Regions from separate parts of the Homo sapiens genome. Here region 1 is linked to region 2. A link is an interaction called in ENCODE POLR2A ChIA-PET data of the cell type or tissue named here. Cell type or tissue: K562. All regions are shown on one strand. Each heading gives the region's core, and the rest is flanking DNA. Links, peaks and the distances in the headings are about the cores only. Region 1 overlaps ARRDC3 (arrestin domain containing 3). Region 2 has its middle 10 kb from the start of ADGRV1.

Region 1 (2,844 bases), core at 345-2,844, 820 kb before region 2:
TTGATACCAAAATAATTCTGTAAATTACTAGAATCAGCTTTTTCTTTTGGTTACTGTAATTTACATAGCTGTTTTACTCTGAAATATTACTCCCAAATTAAACATTAGGGGATTGTTCATCATATTTCTCTTTTTTTTTATTAACACCATAACTGGAAGGGTCAGTTTTCCTTTGGTTGTGATGATATGAGATCTTCTTCATTCATTGATTATAGAATATTCAGAATTATTGATGAGACATAATTTTTTCTATTTATTTTCTAATACATACAATTTCTATTAGATGCTAAAAGTGTTCTGCCACTTGTTACAGATTTTGTCATTACATTTTTACTTGGACATTTCTGTCTTGCTTATTAAGTCAGTCATTTCTGGCTTGATTTGAGGCTTCCTGGCTGTCCAAGGAGGCATTTTAAAAAGAATGACAATCTAAGTATAGTTCACTTTTAAGCAATTTGTGGGAAAATTCTGCCTCCTTTTAAAAAGCACTAAAGATAATTTACAACTTTTAAAACCCTAAAATATGTTCAGGGTGTGATTTAACTAAAAGTTATTTGGCTTTTTTCCTTCAAAAATGTGTTTTACCTAAAGCTTCTGAGGCAATTTGGGTTGTTCCACATTTAGATGCAAGTGGATGGGGTCTCGTCCAAAAGCTCTTTCAGTAAAAAATATATTAAACCCAACAATTTGCTTTTCTATGACCATTCTCTTTGTACTTGAGAAGCAACTTTTCATTAAAAATATGTGCATATAAAAGTCACTCTGAAGATAAAGAAGGTGGGAGGAAACCTCTTGAGTGTTTTGGGTTCAGCAGTTTTATTTCCTGATACACTGCGTTTTTGGCCCTCTGTGGGATTTTACACCCATGAGTTATTACCTCACATAAGCACATTGTTCATGTGAGTAAACAAATTGTTTGCACATTGTATAAACAAAGAGCATTGTTTATACGATTTCATTTTTCCAAAGTCAGAGGAAGCGATGAGTTAACTTTTTTGTAGAAGGATGAAAGGGGTGCTTTACAAAAGAAGATGATTGCTATGAAGATATTCTACGTTGTGTATTTAGGTCTTAATTAAGTACTACTAAAGTACTGAGTAAAAGTCTTCATTCACTGATAAAATTTTACTGTTAATTTTTGTGAAATAGGGGACTATTCAGACATGCCTTTATAAAGCTTGTTAATCTAGTAATTAAATATCAGGTACTGTAGGTACCAACACCCTTTCCTCCCCACATAGCATTTCACGTATGAAAAGAGAATAATTGGATATAATATGCTAACAAGCTGTGTTTGCTCTCTGATTACATTTCTTGACTAGTATTCAGAATTGTAGTCATTTGCTACATTCTTCCTAGACCTCATGAAATAACTCTGTAAACTTTTTTTCTCATTTCTTTCTAGATTGATCCAAATCCTGATCAGTCAGCAGATGATAGACCATCCTGCCCCTCTCGTTGAAGGAACACTTGGTTGAATCAAGTTGATGTGGGTTCCGAACTGTATCTCTTCCGGCTGAGGACAGAGAAGTATCTTGGAGACACGTTTCAGAGGAAGTGGAATTACTTTTGCCCAGAAAAATGGCGAATACATGAAACAACCAGTGATCATGCTTTAGAAGCCTACAGCAACATTCTGAGACTGCTCCAACATGCTTGAAGATCTAAGCTTTTCTCTTTTAAAACTGGCACATACTCAGAGCAGTCTTCTTAGCCTATGGTCGTACGTGTCAAGACATCACGTTGTAAAGAGGGATGATTTCCTTCTTTTGATTTGAAAATTTGCACATGCTCAATGCTTACATTGTGCGGTTCGACGTCACTACAGCTTCTTTTTTTTTTTTTTTTTTTTTCTATTTTTGCCAGACTCTTGATACTCTTAAAACTTGTTTGTGGTCAGCACAACAAGGAACAAAACAAAGCTTTGAAAAAACTTTAACATGAAAAAACGCACTGACATTTTTTTTTATTTAATATAGCCTGGACTTTACCTGCGTATGCACATGCTCAGAATTGTCTACTAGGCTGACTATGTATCACCTCTTCAGCTTGGATCCAATTGTGGATTTATTTACAAACATCAAATGCCTTCAAGCCAATCCTTTTTGCTGTATGTTTTGCAGCCTACTGTAGTAGATACGCAACAGATAATGTGGGAAAAAAAGAGATAAGAGGAGGAAGCTAATAAGAGACTGTCAAGATTGTATACCTTCTTGGTTTCTTTTAAGAATTTGTTGCCTTTCTACTATTACAGCAAAGCAGCATTTTGTTACTGACTGCCTAAAATCACTTAATCTCAGGTGAACGCATCACTTGCCAAACTGTTGGAATGCTATTTGTGTTTTGTTGCACTGTTTTTTTCGTTTGTTTGTTTGTTTATTTGGTTGGCTTTTTGGAGAGGGAAATTTGGAAACGGGACATACACAAAAGTTACACACCCACATTCCCTTTTTATCATGACATACAAGAAGAAACTAGCAGAGCTAAGAATGGAGTGAAGAAAGGCAGTATGGCAGGCACCAGCAAAGAGTTGAGGGCTGTTGCTCTTAAAAATTATTTTTTTTATTATTATTTTGAAAGTATGGAAGTTTTCCATTCACTGGGGAAAGGAGGGAAAAGTGCATTTATTTTTATACAGAGTTACTTAATTACCTCCAAAACACATATGTTGGAAATCGCTTTTGCTGGTGCAAAGTATATTAATGAGCAGGAATACATACATTGAGGTTATGAATAGAGAGCTCAATTTGTACCTTTGCTGTCTTGCTCAAGCTTGGTATGGCATGAAAACTCGACTTTATTCCAAAAGTAACTTCAAAATTTAAAATACTAGAACGTTTGCTG
Region 2 (2,929 bases), core at 260-2,759:
TGCTTCTTCATGTGAAATTAATACTTCACTTTTTTTGTACTTGTTTATCTTTCTCTTTTCTAAATTTTTTTTTATTTTTATACTTTAAGTTTTAGGGTACATGTGCACAATGTGCAGGTTTGTTACATATGTATACATGTGCCATGTTGGTGCACTGCACCCATTAACTCTTCATTTAACATTAGGTATATCTCCTAATGCTATCTAAATTTTTATACTCTCATGAAATGTTCTAAAATTAATAAGTAAAATACAAATGATAAATTAAGTATTATCTTCATGTTCTACTGCAAATATTTTAAATCTTTACCTTCCTAAGTTAAAAATGTTTTTTTCAAGAAGTCTATTTATAGAACATGATGTCTGAGACTTTGTGATATCAGTCACTAGTATGGTTTCTATTTCTAAAGCCATAGAATAGCAAAAATAAAAACATTTAATATGGTTAGGTCCAGATGATGTCAAGAGATCATATAGTGTAGATAGGTGGAGTGAACTTAGATTAATTTATTAACCTTTCACATTTTAGTTTCCTTATCTGCAAAATAGAGAGTCTCCTAGGACTCATTGCTCAGGCTTGTGTGTGGATTGAATGAGATAGTGAAGTCTGCTACATAGTGAGATTTTAATAACTGACAAACAGAAAAACAGCAAAATAAAACAAAACAGTTATTGCCTACTCTAGTTGTATTTTAGCTGCAATTGAGACAGTTTTTCTTCTCAGTTAACCAATTCAATATTGAAAAAACTACAGTGTTAATTATACATAAATAAAGTTAACAAATACATAATCGCATATATAATAGCAATTTCCCACTAAAAGTTTTAAAATAACATCTTTTCATTGATGTGAATTGCTCCTGCTTTTAATATATCTTGATATACTTTATACTAATAAAGAAAAGAACACATATGTAATTCCTAAGTAGCTCCATCAAATGAATATTAAGATCAAGTAATATCCAAGTATACATATTACTTTCCGACATTTATTTCCTTACAAATCTAAATATATGCAGCAGTAATAGTATGTGATTACACATATTGTATTTTTTTTTTACTGGCCACATGTAATACTTTATTACATTATTCAGTAAAAGACGAATTGAGTAGAATTTATGTCCTATGGGAAATATTTTAAATCTGTATTTCCAAGCTAAAAATATTTTATCCTACAAAGTATGTTTACAAAACATTTACAGAGAATGCTGTCTGAGACTTTAAAATCAATAATAGTTTCTATTTCTTAGCAAGAAGCACATCTCAGAGCAGTTTTTCTCACATTTTAAAAGGAATTCCTCCATAAATCAAACATAAATGTATATCCAGTTTTTAACTTTTTGAGAACAGCTAATTAAATCTGTTTTTCACCCCCAGTTGCCTCTGGTTTAGGCACGCTGTGTGTGGCACTTCCCATGGTTTGTCATTTTGCTTTAATGGCAGGGGGAGGAAGCCAGCCAGGCTCAGTAAGCACGCTGCATATCAAAATGTCGCCATGGCAGCGTTTGTCCACTTGTCAGAGTCCTTCTGAAATGACTCAGCCATTCATTTTGTTGAATCAATATTGAAGCTTTTGAGATTTATTACTTGAGGTTTGGGAGGAGACAAGGCAAACAAATCCTTCATTCCTAACTTCGAGTTCCAGTTGAGCCAAGATTATTATTTCTGTCTACACTTTATTTATGAGGATAGAATATAAGGTTTCCACTCCTTGCATAATTATCTTATAATAAGCTTGCATTTACATTCCAGAGACTACAGTAAAAAAGAATTTAAATTTTCCAGAAATATTCTGTGGGCTGTGGTAAACTTATCCAACGATGAGTTCAAACAGTTAATTTCCTGGGAGGTATGTGAGGGGGGGATGGAGATGAGGGGACGGTATAAATCTTTTGGTACAAAATCTTTAAATCTATGATATAAAACATATTAAATTCCACTTCTATATATAACGTATCTTGAAACAGAAGTAACAAGAAGCATGTTATCTACCAAACCTTTCTATTTATTAATAATCACTTCCATGCATTAATGCCTTCACCATTCAACAAATTTAAAATTATAAAACTGACCCTTTCTATTGCAAAATACTGAGAATTCTTCAAATACGTTTTTATAATCACGTAAGTTTCTAGTAGATTGGGTCACAAAATGAGACTGTTTTCTCAATTCAAGGATTCACTGTGTACATTTTCAGCCCTCAGTGGCTTATGTCCAGTGCAGAGCTCATCAGTACTGTCCAAAGATGAAATTATGAGAAATTTTTAAGACTATAATGCTGCCTGACAAGACCCTGAAGTGCCTTTGAAGCTTCATTGACAGATAGAGTCAGGCTAAAGTGAAAGAGGGCAAGTTTCTCTTCAATATTCCTCTTTCAGATCCCTTCCCATGGGTGGGGAGTCTCTCACTAAACATCCAGTCCTACATGGATATGCACAGGATGCTGCAATCCAATTATCCTAAGTGGGGCGAGTCTACACCAGATAACCTGATGAAGTCATCTGTGTTGGGATATAGGAAAAGTTCTCCCAGAGCCCCCAAGCTCAACCAAGGACTTCTTCAGTCTGAAGTAATGTTTGTTTTACCAGTGGCTGCAAGCAAACAAAGACACTACAAACAAAGCTCCCACTGTCTATTCCCTCATGGGTGGGAAAACCAAGCCCAGTGAGAAAAGAGGGTTGACTTATGGTGTGTCTGGAGATTGTGCAAGGTCTTGCAAAGTTTACATCTTATGTGTGGATGCCTGGTCCACTTGACACAAACATCTCTGCCAACAGTTTTAGACTTGAAGTTAGGAGTGCTCTACCTTTCAAATCATATTGAAATGCATATACATATTCTACAAAGATTTAATACTTTGTGACTTGTAAATGTCAGGTCATATCAGAAAACTTACACTGAAATTGTCTCACTTTTCAGAAAACAAAAA

What was found. ChIA-PET counts read pairs that join two places held together with the same protein. Peaks named below come from ENCODE experiments on the same cell type or tissue, not always from the same donor. Only the 100,000 strongest peaks of a DNase experiment are listed, where the experiment ranks them.
Region 1: POLR2A ChIA-PET joins it to region 2 with 5 read pairs; 4 of 35 experiments call an interaction of 5 or more read pairs at or near these places.

What each region holds. Positions count from the first base shown.
Region 1 is chr5:91,370,018-91,372,861 of GRCh38, reverse strand. It overlaps ARRDC3 (arrestin domain containing 3), which reads left to right. Exons shown (of 8, transcript NM_020801.4): 8 at 1,406-2,844. The coding sequence ends at 1,462. Among named protein-coding and RNA genes, the nearest start is that of ARRDC3-AS1, 8.9 kb to the left of the region's middle. In K562, for the core only: no CTCF peak of the experiment used is centred there; no DNase peak of the experiment used is centred there.
Region 2 is chr5:90,546,902-90,549,830 of GRCh38, reverse strand. No RefSeq gene overlaps it. Among named protein-coding and RNA genes, the nearest start is that of ADGRV1, 10 kb to the left of the region's middle. In K562, for the core only: no CTCF peak of the experiment used is centred there; a DNase peak (open chromatin) is centred at 1,470.